Linked DNA regions of Homo sapiens: region 2 is linked to region 1. A link is an interaction called in ENCODE POLR2A ChIA-PET data of the cell type or tissue named here. Cell type or tissue: CD4-positive, alpha-beta T cell. All regions are shown on one strand. Each heading gives the region's core, and the rest is flanking DNA. Links, peaks and the distances in the headings are about the cores only. Region 1 overlaps CEP112 (centrosomal protein 112). Region 2 has its middle 40 kb from the start of AXIN2.

Region 1 (10,468 bases), core at 3,857-7,856:
AAAACCATTGTCCAATTTAGATACCAAAGTTTAATCAAACTTCTGAAAATTACACACTATCATCACTTAGTAATGTTCTTTAATTTTTCAAAAGTTCATATTTTATGGACTTTGTTTCAATTAGGTTTGAAAAGATTTTAAAAGGCCACAAAAGAAGCTTTCACTTTGCAAAATGTCAATCATTTACTCTCTTGGATTCTTTATTTGAAGCATTTTGACCTTGTGGAGGTATTTCATGTTTCTCTTAACTCAAAATCATTGAAGATATCATTTGGGTCTAAATTGCTGCTGACAGAAACTCAGGTAGGATGTGGACTTAGGAATTCTTTTATAACCTTAACATCGTAAGTGCTACTGAAACAACACAGACCCATATAGAATGTCACACTGAGATTATTTATTATTCTGGTATTATTGTCCTTTCCTCTTTGAACCTCAACTTTATACTCAATGATAGAAAATGAACTTCTAAACCTCTGAATTCTTGACTGGGTTTTAAACTGCTGGCAAATATTTTAAATTTCAGATTTATTTAAATACGATAAAAACATCCAACTTAAAAAGATACTGTGAGAAGAGTTCAAGCAACTGGCAGAATGACATAACAGACTCACAAAAGAATCAGCAGCTTGTTAGTTTTATTCAAACTCACAGTAAAAACTCAAATTTTAAAAAATTTGTGTAGAAAAATTCAAAGTATGTCTCAATAAAGATTAATGCTATGTTTTTAACTTATTAAGTGATATGAAGGAAATCAAAACACTAAAAGAACATATAAATATTTGAATACAAAGATGTATCATATCCTACCCAAAGTATTTATAATGATTTGAGATCAAATGTGGATAAATCAATAACAGTTTATTCACATGACCAGGCACAGAGGCTATCTTGAATTTCTCAGTAGATTATCATTCTTTTTGTTTTGTTTTGTTTTGTTTTGTTTTGAGACGGAGTCTCGCTCTGTTGCCTAGGCTGAAGCACAGTGGCGCAATCTCGGCTCACTACAAGCTCCGCCTCCCGGGTTCACGCCATTCTCTTGCCTCAGCTTCCCGAGTAGCTGGGACTACAGGCGCCCGCCACCACACCTGGCTAATTTTTTGTATTTTTTAGTAGAGACGGGGTTTCACCGTGTTAGCCAGGATGGTCTCGATCTCCTGACCTTGTGATTCGCCCGCCTCGATTATCATTCTTTTATTCACTCACTTAATATTTAATGAGTGCTTACTGTGTGTAAGGCACCATGCAAGCTCCTGGGGCATTAGAAACAAATATTTCCTGCTTTCAGGGAATTCGGAGTCCAGGTCTTTACTGCATTTGAAAATGCTAAACTCCTTTGACTATTTATGTAAAAATATCAATCATTGGAAATACAAATTACTCGATGTGAGCACAGCATTTAGATATCATCATATGGACTCTGAGGTTGGTGAATTCCACCAACTGGACAAAAACCGAACTCATCGCACTCAACACCAGCCTATGTAAAAGAGAGTCTTCCCTTTCCCCAGACTCTCCCTTTTTGTCAACAAGTCCCTCCATTCTGGTTCATCTCAGTACCTCTACCCATGTCAGCTAAAAGAACTGTCCTCAAACCTCCCTTCTAAATTCTGGGATCCCTTGTGTTCTCACTTCAATCCAGGAGCATTCCATTCTTCCAGATGCAGGATACCCATGCTCCCTCCTCTACCTGCAGAACTCCAATTCTATAGGAACAAATTCCCTTATATCTTCTTCCTTTCCAAGGCATTCCACTGTTCAGCTGGAAGCCTGTTTCGCTTTTTTTGAAACTCCTCACCTAAGCAGACTACTCTGATTCTTTACTAAGAATACAGATGCTATTAGCTACAAGGTCTTTTCAAGTCTTGTCAGAGAGCTTCTCTATATCTTTACCAATGCTTGACTTCCTTCCTCCATTGGTGAAGGTCATGCCTCCTGTCACTCATTCATGTCATACCCGGAGGGCACCTGCCCCGAGCTGGGTTTTCTAGGCACTGGTGGTACAGAAGTAAACAAGCTAGACAAGGTCCTGCTAACAGAGCTTATGTTCTAGTGGGTGGGAGGAAACAAGCGAACAAATAAAAGGATGATTTCAGGTAATGCTATGAGCTATGAAGACAATGGGACAAAAAAAGGTGGCATAGGTAGGCCAGACTTTGGATGAAAAGGTCGGGGAAGGATGCTCTGAGGAGTGTAGAATGATGTCAAGGAGGTTGGCCATTGAAAAAATCATGTGGAGAAGCATTCTGGAAGAGGGTGACAGCAGCTGCAAAGACCTGGAGGCAGGGGAGAGTGTGGCACATTCTGGGAAAAGACCAATGGACCCTTGCAGCCTTGTAGCCGAGGGCTGAGGTAGGCCTGTGCTGCGTCTGTGCTGGGGATGCCATTCCCACCTGCACCACCTCACAGATCACAAGCCATCAATGATCTCTGATTCTTCACGTCATTAAGCTGTTCCTCTCCATTAGTCCCTTTGTGTACTTCAAAATGCTCAACCCATGTTCAGCCCCAAAATATATTCTCTTTAACTCCTGCTGCTCTTTGGAACTACATCTTTCTTTTAACATCGTATTTTCCCAAACAACAGGATGTTCCCTCACTTCCACTTCCAGACTTATCTTTTGAAACCCTGTTTCTGGGCACACAATCATTTTCAGCGCACTGTCCAAGATCATCAATGACTTTGTGGTTTCACATCCAGTGACCTTTCTTCAACCCTCATCCTTCCTGAGTTTGGGTCACATTCTTGACAATCCCCCTTTCCAAATAGTCTTTTCCTCTATTTCCATAAAAATGCATTCTTCTCATGTTCCTTCTACCTTCGTGACCCTTCTTCAACTGTTTCCTCCCTGGCCTCTCAAATGGAGCTGTACCCCTAAGTTCTTCCTTCACAGTTGCCCTCTCTCTCCCTCCCTCCCTGCCTCTTTCCCCCTTGCTTTAACAGTCCCACTCACTCTCAAGGCCACTGGCCAGGCCTTCTCTGTGGGTGATTCCCACAGCTGTTTGTCTCCAATCCTGCCTGCTCTTGGGATATCCAGAAGCATTCTTTCAACAGCAAGGGAAAGTGTAGTGTCACTTCAAACTCCACATGTTCTTAACTCAGTTCAGCTTCCTCCTCCTCCGACCAGAAACTTCTACATTCCTGATCGATTTATATTTAACCAACCTAATCAGTGCTATCTCTATGATGATTTTCAAATGTCCTCTTTGTCCCCTTGCTACTGCCGACACTCTCACTGCCTTCTCACGCACATCTGCTGTGCCCTCAAGGACCTCCTGCCTGGATTAATCCAGTCCTTGTTACCTCCTGCTGCTGCTACCACATCTTGCCAACACCAAGAGGATGATGTTCCTAAGAATCACTGGAATCTTGACACTTCATTTCCCCAAAACCTTTGGCAACTCCTCACTGTTTACCCAATGAAGCAAAAATGCTTATCACAGCTTTGGAGACTTTCGATGATCCTGAAGCTATCTTAGCTTGGTTGCTAGCTCTCCCCTGGATCAACCTCTATGTCATGGAAACGGTTTTGTTTGCTCTTGCTTTCCTTATTCTTTTGACTTAGAATGCCATCCAACATATCTACTAATTAAAATCCTACTTATGTTACTTATGTCTCATTCAAGTAACATCTCTCCCAATTAATTTTCCCGATTTCCTCAGCAGAAAATGATTTTCCCCAAATTCACACTGTCTTGCATTATAGTTATCTGTGTAGTGTACTTGCAGTATTTTTCTTGCAGTCACTATTATTTTTCTATTTGAGGGCAGTGGCCCCCTCCCCTGTTTTTTATATACCCACAGTGCCTGGGATAATGCCTTTCTGGAATATAAAAATTCAGGTTTCTAATACTAATTTTTAAATTATCTTTACCCTGTAAATTAGCATCACGTATAAACCTACATTTCACGAAGTTCATCTCCTATTAAAAAGAGGCATTTGGAATGTGAATATATAATGCAGGAAAATTACGGCCTAAATTGGATGTGTTATATGTCTGACTTTGGCATATCCAATTTTCTTAAATCAAGGTGCACAGGTATCTGTGCTATTTAAGAACATTTACTTAGAAATACTTTGAACTGCTAGAAGAGTTGACTGAAGCCAAGGTGAAGTGAGTGTAAGAGTTAACAGAAAAGATAAGTGGCAACACCACTTTCCCTTTCCATCAGTCTCTCTTTTATCTGCTATTGTCAAAGTCTGAGACTATACCATATAAGAATATTTCCTGGCCTGGCGCGGTGGCTTACGCCTGTAATCCCAGTACTTTGGGAGGTCGAGTTGGGTGGATTGTCCGAAGTCAGGAGTTTGAGACCATCCTGGCCAACATGGTAAAACCCCATCTCTACTAAAAATACAAAAATTAGCCAGACGTGCTGGCGGGTGCCTATAATCCCAGCTACTCAGGAGGCTGAGGCAGGAGAGTTGCTTGAACCCAGGTGCCGGAAGTTGCAGTGAGCCGAGATCATGCCACTGCACTCCAGCCTGGGCGACAGAGTGAGACTCTGTCTCAAAAAAAAAAAAAAAAAAAAAAAAGAATATTTCCCTAATTCCTGAACTGTATATTTTAGCATCGAGACATTATTATTTTATCCTGCTGTGAGGGAATTATCACTAACATCCCACTTAGCCTGAACATGTCCCGAGAGGCCCAACCTATTGGTCTTGTAGTCTTCTTCCTTTCGGCAAAGAGGAATTCCATCTGTCCACTGGCTTGGGAAAATAGCCTTGGTGCTGCCCGTGACTGTTCCACCCTACTTCCCACCCCCCAGCATATTCCACGAACCAACAGTGAATGCTGTCAGGTCTACCTTCAGAACATATCCCAAATCTGATCAGGTTTTACTACCTTCATTGCTATTGGCTAGACCCAGCTCTCTATTACCTTTCCTCTATATTTTTGCAACAGCGTTTTAACTGTTCTCTCTACTTCCTCCTTTGCCATCAATTCAGTCTATTCTCAGCACAGCAGATGATGACATCCTATTCAAGTGTGAGTCAAATCATGTCACTCCTATGCTCAAAATCTGCCAACTTCCTCTACTCATAGAGAGTCAAAGCAAAGCCCTCTCACTGGCCTACTCAGACCTACGTGACCTGGACCCACACCCTGAGGTTTCTTCTCTGGCCTCATCACTTTCCCTCTTCTTCTCACTCATCATTTCCAGACACACCACTTTCCCTGCTGTTCTGCCAAGAAGTCAGGCTCACTCCTGCCTATTTACAGTCCTTTTTCCTATTTATTTCTGGGTTCATAGCTATGCTATCAAGGGCCAAATCTGCTGAAATCTGACTTTCAAATTAATTAAAGTACAATAAAGCAAGTACCTTAGGATCTCAGTCTATGTAAAATCAATGTAGTAATGGCTAGTATGGTATTGCATACTCTTTAAAAGCTCAACATTATTTGAAGATGAAGAGGGATAGGTGGAAAGAAATTAAACAAAATTTAGATGATTCTTAAGTTACCCTTTGCAAGTTTCTCATTCCCAAGATAAAGACTGGTCTTAAGAAACTCAAGAGGCAATTTTGGAAACAGCAATTCACATTTAGTACCTGACTAAAATAGTTATACTTTTTCTGAACGTCAAAAGAAAGAATATTTGAGATTGCACCTTTAATATAAGTCCAATCAAAATGTGTAAACATTATATTGACATTTATTCCAATAATATATACTTCTAAAAAGACTTTTCTTATCTCGACTGAAATATCAACCTGGGAAAATAAGTCATCATTTATGTGACACTGTTATAAAAAGCTGTAAAATCTAGAAATGCTTATTAGACAACTGAGGGAAGATCTGAAACTTAGTCCCATTTAGGAAAATTTAGGGATACAGCCCCAGTATTTCTAATCAAAATAATATTGGACAATATTATAATATCACTTTATTACAACGTGTATTTAATTACTATGGAATAGGATATTCCATATAATCCCTTCCATGAAAGCCAAGGGAAAAGTTAGGAAATTCCCTAGATTATTTTACTGGTACTTAGACATAGGAGCAAGATACTTAAATTCCTCGACTGAAGAGTTTATACATTTAAAGAGTAATGCCATGTCTACTACCTTTTGGAGATTAAATATAAGGGTGGTGGCAATGGATTTTAAACATGGATTTCAACTGCCTATTAAAAAACTAGTTAAATATCTTACCTTTTCCAGTGTCATCTCTGTCTCAGCAGCATGAGTCTTTTTCAGCTCTATTTTCATCTTTTCTGATTCAGCCTTCAGTTTATTGACGACAATCTCATGTTCCCTTGTAGCCCTTTGCTTTTCCTCTTCACGAAGAAGACCAAGCTCTACCAGCTGCTGTTTCCGCTGTGAGTTCACATTGATCAATTCTTCTCTCAACTTGTGAACCTGGGCCTCCATGTCGGCAATAACCTTGTTTTTAAAAATGGAAAAATGGGCAGAAGATATCAATAGGGAAGTCACAAAAGAAGAACCAATGGGCAAAAGGCCAATAAATGAAATATGAACATATGGAATAGAAAGCTTAGATTGCACTCCATCCTTCCTTCTTTCCTTCCTTCCCTCCCTCTTTCCCTCTCCCTTCCTTCCTTCCCTCCCTCTTTCCCTCTCCCTTCCTTCCTTCCTTCCGTTCCCTTTCCTTCCCTCCCTCCCTCCTTCCCTTCCCCTCCTCCCTTCCCTTCCCTTCCCTTCCCTTTCCTTCCCTTTCCTTCCCTCCCTCCCTCCTTCCCTTCCCCTCCCCTCCTCCCTTCCCTTCCTTCCTTCCCTCCCTCCCTTCCCTCTCCCTCCCTCCCTCCCTTCCTTCCTTCCCTCCCTTTCCTTCCTTCCCTCCCTCCCTCCCTTTCCTTCCTTCCTTCCTTCCCTCCCTCATTCCCTCCCTCCCTCCCTCCTCTACTTCCTTCATTCCATATTCCCATGTCATTCCTTCCTAGCTCAGAGGCAAATACCACCTGGAACATTTTACCATACTTTTGGATCTTTAAACAACATATTGTTTAGTTTTACTTGTTTCTAATTTCTATGTAAATGGAATATTACATGTATTTTTCTGAAACTTGCTGTTTCAAATATTCAACATCATCATGTTCCTGAAATTCATCCAGTGTTCCCTATTGGATTTTTACTTTTTATTGATTGATTTCTGCTTTTATTTTTATGTCCTTCTTCCTACTTTCCTAAGGTTTATTTTGTATTCTTTCTTCTAACTTCTTATTTTGGATACTTAACTCATTTATTTTTTATCATTTCTTCTTTTCTGATTTATAAATGTAAGACTACAAATGTCTCTCTGGATACTGATTTAGTTCCATCTCTTTGGTTTAGATATGTGGTATTTTCATTATCGTTTAGTTCAAAATACTTTTTTAACTTCCATTATAATTTTTGTCTTTGACTTATGAACCATTTAGAAGTATGTTTCTTAATTCCCAAGCATATGGGACATATTAGTTTCCCAGGGTTGCCATAACAAAGTAGCACAAACTAGATGGCTTAAAAGAACAGAATTTTATTCTCTCATAGTTCTGGAGGCTAGAAGTCTTAAAATCAAGGTGTTGGCAGAGTTGGTTCCTTCTGGAAACTCTGAAGGAGAAGCTGTTCCATGCCTGTCTCCTAGCTTCTGGTATTTCCTGACAGTCACTGTGCCTTGGTGTGTAAATGCATCATTCCAATCAGTGCCTTTGTCTTCAGATGGATTTGTTCTCTCTGGGTGTCTGTGTCTCTGTGGTGCTGTATTTTATAAGGACACTGGTCATACTGGATTTAGGGCCCACCTTAATCCAGCATCACCTAATTTTAACTTGATTACATCTGCAAAAATTCTATTTCCGGCCAGGCGCAGTGACTCATGTCTGTAATCCCAGCACTTTGGGAGGCCGAGGCGGGTGGATCACAAGGTCAGGAGTTCAAGACCAGCCTGGCCAAGATGGTGAAACCCCGTCTCTACTGAAAATGCAAAAATTAGCTGGGCATGGTGGTGGGCACCTGTAATCCCAGCTGCTCGGAAGGCGGAGGCAGAGAACTGCTTGAACCTGGGAGGTGGAGGTTGCAGTGAGCTGAAATTGCGCCACTGCACTCCCGCCTGGGCAACAGAGCGAGACTCCATCTAAAAAAAAAAAAAAAATTCTATTTCCGGTTCTGTGTAGACAGGAAATTTTGAGAGGGACACCATTAAACTCAGGAAATGGACTTCAGTGGTTATTGTTTTGTCATTCACTTCTAATTGCACTGTGGCCAAAGAATGTAGTCTATCTCCCATTAATTCTTTGCAAATTTTGAGAATGTTTGATGGCAAGTTATGTAGCCAATTTTTTAAAAGCTTCATGTATGATTGCTAAGAAATGTCTATGCTGTATTTTCTACAGTTTTCAGTGCTATATCCTATACATGCCTATCATATCAAGCTTGTTACATAGTTGAAATCTTCTGTCACTTACTTACTGCCACTAACACATTAGCCAGCAATGCAACATTTCCCAAAACACAATGATAAATGTTTCATTTCATGCCTAATGTATGTTCAACAAGCACAGCCTAAACCAACATTTCCTTGACTGGAAACCAGAAAAATAAAAAAGTGACAGGAATCCAAATGTCACATTATGATGCTGGGAATAAGAATACAAAGCTAAATGATGAGAAGTTGCTTTGGTCAAAATATCTACAAGAATTATTTCATTTTCAATATAAATATTATATTCATCCAATTTTTAATTTTAACAATTTTGTGATTTCTACATGATAAATAATAATTGCTATAATTTTGAGTGTTTACTTTGCACCAGGCATCTTATTTTGGATTGTGTTCAGTATACATTAGCTCAACTATTAACCCTGTGGCCTCTCTACACTAGACTGGAAAAGACATCTAGAACAGTAACATTTGTGTTAGAGGAAAGAAAATGCTTTATAGTAATAAATCTGAGCCTTCGAGGCTGGAGGTGATAGGATGTCCCATTTTTATCCTGCCTTTCTAAGAAAAGCTTACTTGAACTAGTCCCAAAGGAATATGTGAGAGGACTTTATATAAAAGGCTGATCCTTGTAAACCTGTAGTGGAAAAATTAGTTATTTTTTCTTCAGGAAATCTATGCACTGTTTTAACATCTATTTGTTTCTCTATTTCATAGATTGATATCTGTGTATCAATAATCAGCTGTGGATCAATTGTCCGTGAAAACAGTCTTTTACCTTTTGTTCTTTGTTTTATAATGATTCTTTTGAACCCAAGAGAAGAGATAGTCAATGCAATCAGATTCTGAAATAGAGGATACATCTTCTAAAAACAGATAGACTTTAGCAGTGACAACAGTTATGTGTTTGGGAGGCAGAACATTCTTTTTTTAAAAAAAAGCTCAGGGATATCAACATGGCAGACAAGGATGGGTTGCTGGCTCCCTTCCCCAAAATCAATCCTGGAGAAAGCACAGGAAGCATGAATCTGAGATACTAATAACTATAACAATAATAAACATAACAAAAGCAAATTTTGAGAAGCTCCTGGGTGGAATAAAGACAGTCCTAAGGGGGTACAGCCTGGGGAAGAAAATAATAGAAAACCGCTGTAAGAAGGTGGGTTGCAGGAATGCTTTACCTTCTGCTCTTGTCTCTCTCTTTTGTAGCCAGGTAAAATCATATCTGTTCCATTACCATGTTGGGAGCAAGAACTCAACATAGTGTTGACATCAGTCAGTCAATACCAAGGAAAGCAAAGCCCTCCTTGGGTGAGGAGTTGAAGAAAACAGGCACAGACTTCTCTGAACTTCCTGGGTATTCCCCCTTCCAAAGGCTTCCCTCCAAACTCCCAGGACTAGTGACTCAGTCATTAGACACTCACTTCCAGGAGCTTAGGTAAATTCCCGACCAGCAGGTTTTCCTGATGAAGTAACTGTGAAAGGGAGTGGTACGGCAATGAAGGGCTCTGTCTTGGGGTTCATAATCTTGTCCTTCTATAAGCTCATCCAACAGGTCAGGGACTAAAGGTGGGCTTCTGCTCTTCCCCAGTCAGGATATCTGATAGTCCCAGGGGAAAATGGGCTCCCTGGCCAAAGTAAATAAACCTGAGGAGCAAAACTACTACCAAAAAGAGACACCTAAATAACATATATTATCTGAAGCAGTATAATTGGAACAGATGAAACAAGAATTTTTTAAGTGCGTAATAGGCCGGGTGTGTTGGCTTATGCCTGTAATCACAGCACTTTGAGAGGCCAAGGCAGGTGGATCACTTGAGCCTAGGAGTTCAAGACCAGCCTTGGCAATATAGTGAGGCTCCTTCTCTACAGATAATACAGAAATGAGTCAGGTGTGGTGGGGTGTGCCTGTAGTCCCAGCTACTCAGGAGGCTGAGGAAAGAAGATCAATTGAGCCCAGGAGGCTGCAGTGAACCGTGGTCATACCCTGTACTCCGGCCTGTGTGACAGAAGGAGATCTTATCTCCAAAAAAAGTCCATAATAAACATACAAATAGTAATATATATATACTTAATA
Region 2 (10,468 bases), core at 5,017-9,016, 330 kb before region 1:
AGGAGCGCTGTGTTGCCAAGGGAGTGAGAATCTATAAAGACTCCAAGCCCAGAAGTCTATGCTGATGGCCCCCAGGGGAGAAAAATAATAACAAGCAAGTCAGCTCAATCCTCACTGCCCTTCTTGGCTGGCAGCAACCCTGGCCCACCCCGGGCTCTCCTGTCTCAGGGCCTCCCTTCCTAGGGCTGGGGATGGGGGCGGCGGGGGCATCTTCTTTTGGCCAAAATAAGCTTGTCAGAGACTGTGGCTGCCGGAGGTCAGGGAGCAGGTTCTACTCCCCTCCCAGGGGGATTATGCCCCTAAGGAGGCAGAAGCGGGGCAGGAAGACAGGGCAGAGGGTGGAGGAAGGGAGGGTAAAAGGAGCAGGGGGGAGACGAAAGAAGGGGAAAGAAGAATGAGGAAGAGAGATGCGGAAGGCAGAGAATGGGTGAAGGGGGGGCAGGGAAAGGGGAGAGAAAGAAAGGAAGGAGCAGGGAGAGGGGTGAGGGAGAGGTGTGGGAGGAGGGAGAAAATGGGGGAGGAGGGGGAGTGAAAAACTGTTAAGGTGGCAGCTGTGGCTATTGGTTTCTTTCCTCTCTGTCTTCCACGCCTCCACCAGGGTCTGCTTCTCCCAGAACAGATCTGACTCCCACCCTTCGTCTGGGTAAAGCCCCAACCTGGAAAAGTCCAGGGCAGCCCCTCACCACCTGCTTTGCCCTTATAGCCTCAACTCTCACTTCTTTCCCACCTTCTTGCCCTTGCCCAAACTGCTCTCTCTCCCTGAATTACCCTTCCACTGTCCTCCTGACCACCCCCAGGACCCCCGAAGTCTCAGCTCAGCAGTGACCTTCCTCTGGATGTTCAGACAAGTTTTATTCAAGCAACTTTTTTTTTTTTCCCCAAGATGGAGTCTCGCTCTGTTGCTGGAGTGCGGTGGCTCAATCTCAGCTCACTACAACCTCCGCCTCCCAGGTCAAGAGATTCTCCTTCCTCAGGCTGGGGTTACAGACACCCACCACCACACTCGGCTAATTTTTGGTATTTTTAGTAGAAACGAGGTTTCACCATGTTGGCCAGGCTGGTCTCCAACTCCTGACCTCAGGTGATCCACCAGCCTTAGCCTCCCAAAGTGCTGCGATTACAGGTGTGAACCAGTGAGCCCGCCAACTTTTTTTTTTTGAGATGAGGTCTCACTAGACTCCTAGACTCCTTGCTAGACTCCTAGACTCCTAGAGACTAGACTCACTAACTCCTAGATTCAAACAATCCACCCACCTCAGCCTCCCAAAGTATTGGGATTACAGGCATGAGCCACCATGCCAGGCTATTCAAGCAACTTCTCCAATGAATCATGATCTCTCAATCAGGTGCTCCTCTGGGTTGGGGACCACATTTTCATGGCCTGTTTCCCCACCCCTACCACCCCCTCCACACCCAGCACAGGCCCATGGTAGTCCTCAGCAGGTGCTGGTGATGCTGGCAATGACAGTGATGTGCAGAAGACTACCAAAGAGGCTTAGGTCCCAAGAAGCACTTTTTAAAATGGCCGCTATATACCCTATGCTTTGTTTATGAGCATCTCAACATGGCATCCTCTGTGACTGGAACTTGGAGCATCTCTTCGTCACTCCCGTCTTGTATTCCAAAGTGGCCCATTCCCCCTCTCTAACCATCTCTCCCCATGTGGTGTATGCACCTGAATGTCCAGGAACTTGGGCTCCCTGACATCCAAATTGGCCTTGAGAATAGATCCCCCCCAACCCCTAGGACAGGAGCCATATTATTAGTCAGAATTATTTGCGTTGGCCATGACAAAAACCCAAGACAAATTGACTGAAGAGGAAGAAAAAAAAAGATGACAGGATTTATTGACTCCCAAGGCTGGGCTTTCAGAGCAGTTGAATCTAAGGACCCAAGTAAAGTCATAGGACTTAGTGGATCTTTTTCTTTACCCCCACCCTGCCATCTTGTGGCTCCTATTTCCTTCTTAGTGGCTTCAATCCCAAAATAGGAGCCTTTCATACCATGGCCCCCAGAAGCCTAAGGATTTGGTTATCCCATTTCAGAAACTTCAACAGGGAGAGAGCACCGCATTCTCTGAATTCATGGCACAAGTCCCAGGTGTGACTCTCATTGGAACAACTTAAGTCACATGTCCCTCCCTGGACCAATCACAGTAGCCAAAATGATAAGCTCTACTAATTGGCCAGATCATATGAGCATCTTTGCAGCCGAAGGGTGCTCCCCAAAGGAATACCAAGATGTTAACATCAGGAGGTGAAAACATGGATGTTGGGCCAGCTAAAACAACAGATAACCACTGCAAGAACAAATCTTACTGGTGCCATTTATGGAGATTCTTAGAGGGAGGTGGCTGGGAAGACACTGTGTGTTAGGGATGAAAGGGTAGAGACAAACTAGGATCAGAAACAAGATCTCATCAGATCTTGTACAAAGGTGGAAGGTGTGGAGCAATGGAACCAGGCAAGTAGTAGACAAGCCGAGCAGGTGACCAAGGAGCAGGACCTCCCAATAGGTAAGGGGGCAGGGCAAGGCGGCAAGAACTCCAAGCCAAATTCTGTCCCAGTCCGGAAGTCAATGATACAATTCCTGGGGAGTCAGTAGCCTATCCTGGGCTCAGCCTACCTCCTGCCTCCAAGTGGGAGAGGCTATGCTATGCCTCTTGTTAGAAAAAGTCGAGGCATCAAAGCAGTTCTAGATGGGGGTGGAGGTGGTTTGCAGAAATGTCCACAAACTCTGCTTGAAGCAACGAAAGTCTTCACACATGGAGAAATTTATCCTGAAAAATTATGAGATGCTCAGAACGCTTTATTTGGTCAAGAGAAGATGTCATCTATTGAAAGGAAATAAACCAAAATGTTATCAGATGGTATCTCCGGGTAGTGGGGATTACAGTTGAATTTCTTTGTCTTTTTCATAATTCTATGTGTTTTCCAAATTTTCTACCATGACTATTTATTTTTGTGATCAGGAAAAATACAAATTGAAGGGGGGAAAACATCCTGAAACTGTTCCTATCAAATGCTGTATAAGCCAATCTTTCACGATCATAATCCACTTTTCCATTTATTTTATTTTCTCGCTGTGTCTCTGCTTCTCACCCTGGGTATCCCTCAGTCTGGATAATTGGCCTCTGGCTGCCTGGAAGCAGTGGCTGAAGCAGTCCTATTCCCTAAAGTGAGGTTGGGAGGGGGCCCTGCTTCTCCCAGCTGAGGCTGGGCCAGGAAGCCCTAGCAATGGTTCCCACTGAGCCCGGCTGCTGCTGATGAAATAGGACTCAGATGTCCAGCAGCTGTGACCCTCCCCAAGCTTGGATCCCTCCCCCTCCTCTCACCTCCTGGGCTTCTTCAGGCAGGATGAATGAACAACAAAGGCCTTGTGGCCAACTCAGCCATGCCAAGAAATGGGTGTCATCTGGAGGACGTGTCAGCCCAAACCTTTTATGTTGACAAACCATGTAGATCAGAAGACTAATTGCTTCTTGCTGTCTTCAGCCCGCCAAGGGCTCAACAATGATCCACAAATCATTTATAAATTGATGATCACAAATGACTTTACCCTAGTGGAACTAGACACCCACGCACCCATTGCCTGATTGGGGATGGGATTTGAGACTTAATTTACAAACAAAGGTCCCAGCCAGGACAGGAAACCCTCCCCAAGAGTCAATAAGACCACTCCCACCCTCAAGCAACCCAGTAGTTAATTCCTTCCCTTGGAAAAAACATGGTGGACTCACACTCACAGGCCTGTGCCAGACTCGGAATCCCAGAGGAAAAGAGATTTTGACAGCTAGTGGAAGACACAGCCTCCAGGCCAGTGGTCCAAAAGCCACGGAAGATTCAATGCTTTCAGTGCTTTATATTATCTCCCTGGAAATCTTTGGAGACAGAGATTTCATAGTTTCTCCCAATGACCTACTGCAGAGTTTTATATCCTGGTAACTGAGATGGTTTTTGGAGGAACCATTGCATCTCCTGCTTTTCTTTTTTTTTTTTTCTTTTTTTTTTGAGACGGAGTCTCGCTCTGTTGCCCAGGCTGGAGTGCAGTGGCGTGATCGCAGCTCACTGCAAGCTCTGCCTAATTTTTTGTATTTTTAGTAGAGACGGGGTTTCACCATGTTAGCCAGGATGGTCTCGATCTCCTGACCTCGTGATCCACCCGCCGCGGCCTCCCAAAGTGCTGGGATTATAGGCGTGAGCCACTGCGCCCGGCATATCTACTGCTTTTCATCCTGTTTTGTCTTCCATGAGCATAGAGGGAAAGGCTCAGATCCTATCTTCATCTTCAGCTGGGCAAAGACAGGCAACTTGGATTTTCCAGTTTGGCCCAGGCTGGGTAGAAATGAAAACTAGAGCTGTGTGTAGTAGTCAGGAGAGAGTAAGTCCAAGAAAATCTGGCTTAGCCCGCTCAGGTTTGTGAAGGGAGGTAGGCAGGGGAAATGTAGTTACTGAGACAATTTGCAGGGAGGAGTGCTGATGTCTTGCACGTGATAATGTAAGTTTCTCCTGGAAGTGATGCTTAAAGTTTTGTTTTTTGAAAAGCTGTCCTTTTCTTTTTCTGTTAGGATGGAGAAAATGACAGCTGTGATAATTTCATCAGTCCAGAGATAGACAGCACTCTAGATCACTGTTATGGGTTGAATTGTGTCCACCCAAAAAGATATGGTGAGGTCCTAACTCCCGGTACCTCAGAATGTGGCCTGATTTGGAAATAAGGTCTTTGCAGATGTAATCAAGTTAAGATGAGGCCAGGCCTGGTGGCTCACACCTGTAATCCCAGCACTTTGGGAGGCCGTGGCAAGTGGATTACCTGAGGTCACGAGTTCGAGACCAGCCTGGCCAACGTGGTGAAATCCCATCTCTACTAAAAACACAATATTAGCTGGGCATGGTGGCACATGCCTATAATCCTAGCTACTCAGAAGGCTGAGGCAGGAGAATCGCTTGAACCCAGGAGGCGGAGGTTGCAGTGAGCCAAGGCAGCACCATTGCTCTCCAGCCTGGGCAACAAGAGTGAAACTCTGTCTAAAAAAAAAAAAAAGAAGAAGAAGAAGAGGAAGAGGAAGAAGAAGAAGAAGCCAGGTGCAGTCGCTCACACCTGTAATCCCAGCACTTTGGGAGGCTGAGGCAGGTGGATCGCCTGAGGTCAGGAGTTTGAGACCAGCCTGGTCAACATGGTGAAACCCTGTCCCTACTAAAAAGACAAAAAATTAGCTGGGCGTGGTGGCAGGCACCTGTAATCCCAACTACTAGGGAGGCTGAGGCAGGAGAATCACTTGAACCCGGGAGGCGGAGGTTGCAGTGAGCCAAGATCGTGCCATTGCACTCCAGCCTAGGCGAAAGAGAGAAACTCCATCTCAAAAAAAAAAAAAAAAAAAAAAAAGGAGGGAAATTTGATTTGATTTGGACACAGACATGTCCAGAGAGACAACTGTGTGGAGGGATGCAGGGAGAAGGCCACGTGAAGACTGGAGTTGTGCTGCCACAAGCCAACAAATGTTTGGGGCTACCAGAAGCTGAAAGAAGTAAGGAAGGCTTCTTCTCCCCGAGGTTTCAGAGGGACCATGGCCCTGTTGATACCTTGACCTCAGATTTCCAGCCTCCAGAACTGTGAGACAATATATTTCTGTTGTTCTAAGCCTTCCAATTTGTGGTACTTTGCTACAGCAGCCCTAGGAAATGAATACAGTATTTTAAACAGAAAGTAAATTAATACAGAGAACCTGGCACTTTGAATTTTGTTTAAAGAGTCGACAGAGGCCGGGCGCAATGGCTCATGCCTGTAATCCCAGCACTTTGGGAGGCTGAGGTGGGTGGATCACAAGGTCAGGAGATCGAGACCATCCTGGCTAACATGATGAAACCCCGTCTCTACTAAAAATACAAAAAATTAGCTGGGTATGGTGGCAGGTGCCTGTAGTCCCAGCTACTGGGGAGGCTGAGGCAGGAGAATGGCATGAACCTGGGTGGTGGAGCTTGCAGTGAGCCAAGATCACGCCACTGCACTCCAGCCTGGGCAACAGAGTGAGACTCCGTCTCAAAAAACAAACAAACAAACAAAATATATTTACTCCCTGTCTCATGGATAAATAAGTATGCAATTAAATAATCACAATTTCGTTACAAATTAGAATGCAGGGAAATGAATGAAGGAAGTTCTGCAATGGAGAGGATCAGACGGTCACACACATGGATCCCATAGTCAGAGAAGACCTCTGACATTCGAGACAAAACCTGAAGGCTAAAAGGAGACAAACGTAGGAAAGGGTAAAGGAGGGTGCGTGCCCAGCAGAGGGGCTGCATACACAAAGCTCCTGAGCAGCAGGTCACTTTAGGGCAGTGGACCCCAACCTTTTTGGCACCAGGGACTGGTTTCGTGGAAGACAATTTTTCCATGGACGAGGGCGGCGTGGGAGAGATGGTTTGGGGATGAAACTGTTCCACCTCAGATCATCAAAGCATTAGATTCTCATAAGGAGCACACAACCTAGATCCCTCGCATACGCAGTTCACACACAGTTTGCACTCCTGTGGCGATCTAATGTCACCGCTGATCTGACAGGAGGCAGAGCTCAGACAGTCATGCTCCCTAGCCCGCCGCTCACCTCCTACTGTGTAGCCTGGTTCCTAAAAGGCCACAGCCCAGTACAGGTCTGCAGCCCAGGGGCTGGGGACCCCTGGTTTAGGGGAACAAGAAGGTCAGCCTGGAGGGAGCACAGAGGATTTGTTTTCAAAACTAGGCATTGGATGAGGTGGAGGAGGCCCTGTTCAGGGGCCGTGGTTCTACCTGAGGCAGACCCTTCTAAAACACTCCCTACACACACGTCTCCTGAGCTGCCAGACCTAAGGTCCTATACCGATTCTCCCTGTTTGGGCCCAGAGACTGTACCAAGCAGGCGGCCTGCTCCCTGGGATAATTCTGGTAATAGACAACATTTATCAAAATGCCTTTCTTTTTTTTCTCCAAAAATTAGCCAGGTGTGCATCTGTAGTCCCAGCTACTCAGGAGGCTGAGGTGAGTTGGGAGGATCGCTTGAGCCCAGGAGGTTGAGGCTGCAATGAGCCATGATCATGCCACTGCACTCCAGCCTGGGAGATAGAGCAAAACTCTCAAAAAAAAAAAAAAAAAAAAAAAGCTTTTTTTTTTTTTTTTTTTTTTTTGCTGGTGGTGGTTGTTTGTGTTTGTTTTTAAACCAAGTCACCACTACCCACTTCCTGAGACAAATCATGGAGTAGAGTCTACTCATATCAGATTTCTAAGAAATACAGTTGAGAAAGTGAGATAATAACCACTAAGAAGGACGTAAAGCATTCTTTTGATCCTTCTGTGTAATTTGGGGTGTTTCTATACAACTACATTATCTACTAAAGGTAAAAAAAAAAAGGGAGAGGAACATTTTTCTAAACCCTAAAACAAAAACAACTTTACCTGATTATTCAAGTAGACTGTAATATTTTCTCGGGGGTAATTGCCAATTTCCTTCTTTTTGACAGCATGATGATGACCCTAAAATTTTCTAGAGTGGGGAGAATAAAATGGGATTTTCCCCCCAAAATCCAACATTTCAGACTCTTTCACACAAACTGCCATCCTGGCTGCGAGCCCATAGAGAATTTCCAAGTACTGTAAGGCCCTGGGCTTGATAAAGAAAAATTTACAGATGCTTTGTGGCCAAAGGCTGCCTCCAGCAGCAAGTCTGTTTCCAAATAAAGCAAGCTGCAAACCCACTCTCCCACTGCCTTGGGCAAGAGAGCAGACGGCAGCCCCCAGGTGGTACAGCAGGAAGGCTGTGAGGGTGGATTCCACACGAGGAGCAAATGGTAACAAGTGGGTGAGACCCTCACCCATGTCACTATCACAGCCACTCTAGACAGAGGACTCACGTATTATCCTCATTGAACAAACGAGGAAACCATGGCTCCCTACGCGGCCCAGCTGCGAGTGGACTCAAACCCAGGTCTGCCCGACCCACAGCCTGCTCTTGACCTCTGATCATCTGGTTAAGAATTAATCAGATAAATAAGGCAGCAACATAGGGAAAAGCCCAGGAAGTGAAGGCGAAGTTATGTGATTTGAAGCTAGAGATGAAAAACAGGAAGATCGGGGGGGATTAAGGCAACAGGACGCTGGTGTGCACATGAGTCCCCTGGAGAGGCGGGAAACACGCAGGTCCCGTCTAGCCAATGGAATGGGGTGAGCCTCTGCCTCTCTCAGGCTCCCACGTGAGTCCACTCCATGGTCCTCAGACCACACTAGCAAGAGCCTGGGGGAGGGAGGGAAAGGTTTCTGGAAGAGTTGGGTCTTAAATTATTTGGGGACAAGGAATAGAGAAGCTGACAGCCCAAGCCATGGGTTTTAGCATTTTCTCTGGAGGCACAAATCCCTTTAAGAATCACATAAAAAATATAGACCCTTGCCTCAGAGGAAGGCATGCGCAGGTGATACTGTGAACAGTTTCAAGGGCTCTCAACTCCCAGAAGCACATCCACATGGGATTAGGAGGCCCTAAGTGTTAATATGACAGAGAAGCACAAAAATGGGCCCCTCTTAGAACAGGCAGAAATATACAGTTCCAAAATATATAAGAGCTCCTACAATTCAATAACAAGAAATCTAATAGCCCAATCTTTTTTTTTTTAATTGGAGATGGAGTCTCACTGTGTTGCCCAGTCTGGTCTTGAGCTCCTGGGCTCAAGCGATCCCCCAACTTTGGCCCCCAAAGTGCTAGGATAACCCAATCTTTAAACGGGTTAAAGACTTTAATAGACATTTCTCGGCCGGGGGCGGTGGCTCATGCCTGTAATCCTAGCACAGGATTGAGAGGCCGAGGTGGGGGAATCACCTGAGGTCAGGAGTTCAAGACCAGCCTGGCCAACATGGTGAAACCCCGTCTCTACTAAAATACAAAAATTAGCCGGGCATGATGGCAGATGCCTGTAATCCCAGCTACTCAGGAGGCTGAGACAGGAGAATCGCTTGAACCTGGGAGACAGTGGTTGCAGTGAGCCAAGATCACACCAGTGGACTCCAGCCTGGGTGTCTGAGCAAGACTCCATCTCAAAAAAAAAAAAAAAAAAAAAAAAAAAAGACATTTCTCCAAAGACACACAAATGGCCAACATGTATTTGAAAAGATGCTCAGTGTCACTAACCATCAGGGAAATGCAAATCAAAATCATGATGAGGTATCATCTCATACCTATTAGGATGGCTATTATCACAAAAAAACGAGTGTTGATGAGGATGTGGAGAGATTGGAACTCTTGTATACTGTTGGTGGGAATGCAAAGTGGTGCAACCACTGTGGAAAACACTTCGGAGATTGCTCAAAACATTTAAAATAGAGCCGCCATATGATTCAGCAATTCCACTTCTGGGTATTTATCAAAAATCATTGAAATCAAGTTCTTGCCAGGTGTGGTGGCTCACGCCTGTAATCCCAGCACTTTGGGAGGCCAAGGCAGGTGAAATACTTGAGGCCAGGAGTTCAAGAACAGCCTGGCCAACATGGCAAAACCCCATCTCTACTAAAAATACAAAAAATTAGATGGGCATGGTGGCGGGCGCCTGTAATCCCAGCTACTCGGGAGGCTAAGGCAGGAGAATCACTTGACCCCAGGAGGTGGAGGTTGCAGTCCATTGCACTCCAGCCTAGGCGACAGAGTGAGACTCCATCTCAAAAAAAAAAAAAAATAGAGATGATCAAGGTCTTGAAGAGATATTGGCACTTCCTTTTTTATTGCAGCATTATTCACAATAGCCAAGATGTGGAAATGACCTAAGTGTCCATCGATGGATTCGTGGATAAAGAAAATGTAATATAAATACACAATGGAATACTATTCAGCCTTAAAAAAAAGAGTAAAATCCTGTCATTTGTGACAACACGGATGAACCTACAGCACATTGTGCTAAATGAAATAAGCCAGGCACGGATTGACAAATACTGCAGGATTCCAGTTATATAGGTATCTAAGTCAACTTTGCAGAATTAGAGAGCCAAATGGTGGTTGTCAGGGGCTGGAGTGAGGGGGTAATGAGTTGCTGGTCAATGTGCGTAAAGTCTCAATTATGCAAGATAAATAAGTTCCAGAAATCTTCTGTGCAACACTGTCCCTATGGTTAACAATACTGTATTGTATACTTAAAAGTTTAAGAGGGGCCGGGTGCGATGGCTCACTCCTGTAATCCCAGCACTTTGGGAGGCCGAGGAGGGCAAGATTCACTTGAGGCCAGGAGTTCAAGACCAGCCTGGCCAACATGGCGAAACCCAGTCTTTACTAAAAATACAAAAATTAGCCGATGTGGTGGCACATGCCTGTAATCCCAGCTACTTGGGAGATTGAGGCACGGGAATCGCTTGAACCCAGGAAGCGGAGGTTGCAGCGAGCTGAGATTGTGCCACTGCATTCCAGCCTGGGCAACAGAGCAAGACTCTTGCCTCCAAAAAAAAAAAAAAAAAAAAA

Evidence for each region. Peaks named below come from ENCODE experiments on the same cell type or tissue, not always from the same donor. Only the 100,000 strongest peaks of a DNase experiment are listed, where the experiment ranks them.
Region 2: POLR2A ChIA-PET joins it to region 1 with 6 read pairs; 2 of 35 experiments call an interaction of 5 or more read pairs at or near these places.

What each region holds. Positions count from the first base shown.
Region 1 is chr17:65,845,640-65,856,107 of GRCh38, forward strand. It overlaps CEP112 (centrosomal protein 112), which reads right to left. Exons shown (of 27, transcript NM_001199165.4): 21 at 6,165-6,395. Among named protein-coding and RNA genes, the nearest start is that of AXIN2, 290 kb to the left of the region's middle. RefSeq lists an enhancer at 9,219-10,418. In CD4-positive, alpha-beta T cell, for the core only: no CTCF peak of the experiment used is centred there; no DNase peak of the experiment used is centred there.
Region 2 is chr17:65,516,361-65,526,828 of GRCh38, forward strand. No RefSeq gene overlaps it. Among named protein-coding and RNA genes, the nearest start is that of AXIN2, 40 kb to the right of the region's middle. RefSeq lists an enhancer at 7,454-7,954. In CD4-positive, alpha-beta T cell, for the core only: no CTCF peak of the experiment used is centred there; a DNase peak (open chromatin) is centred at 7,241; H3K27ac peaks cover 693 bases.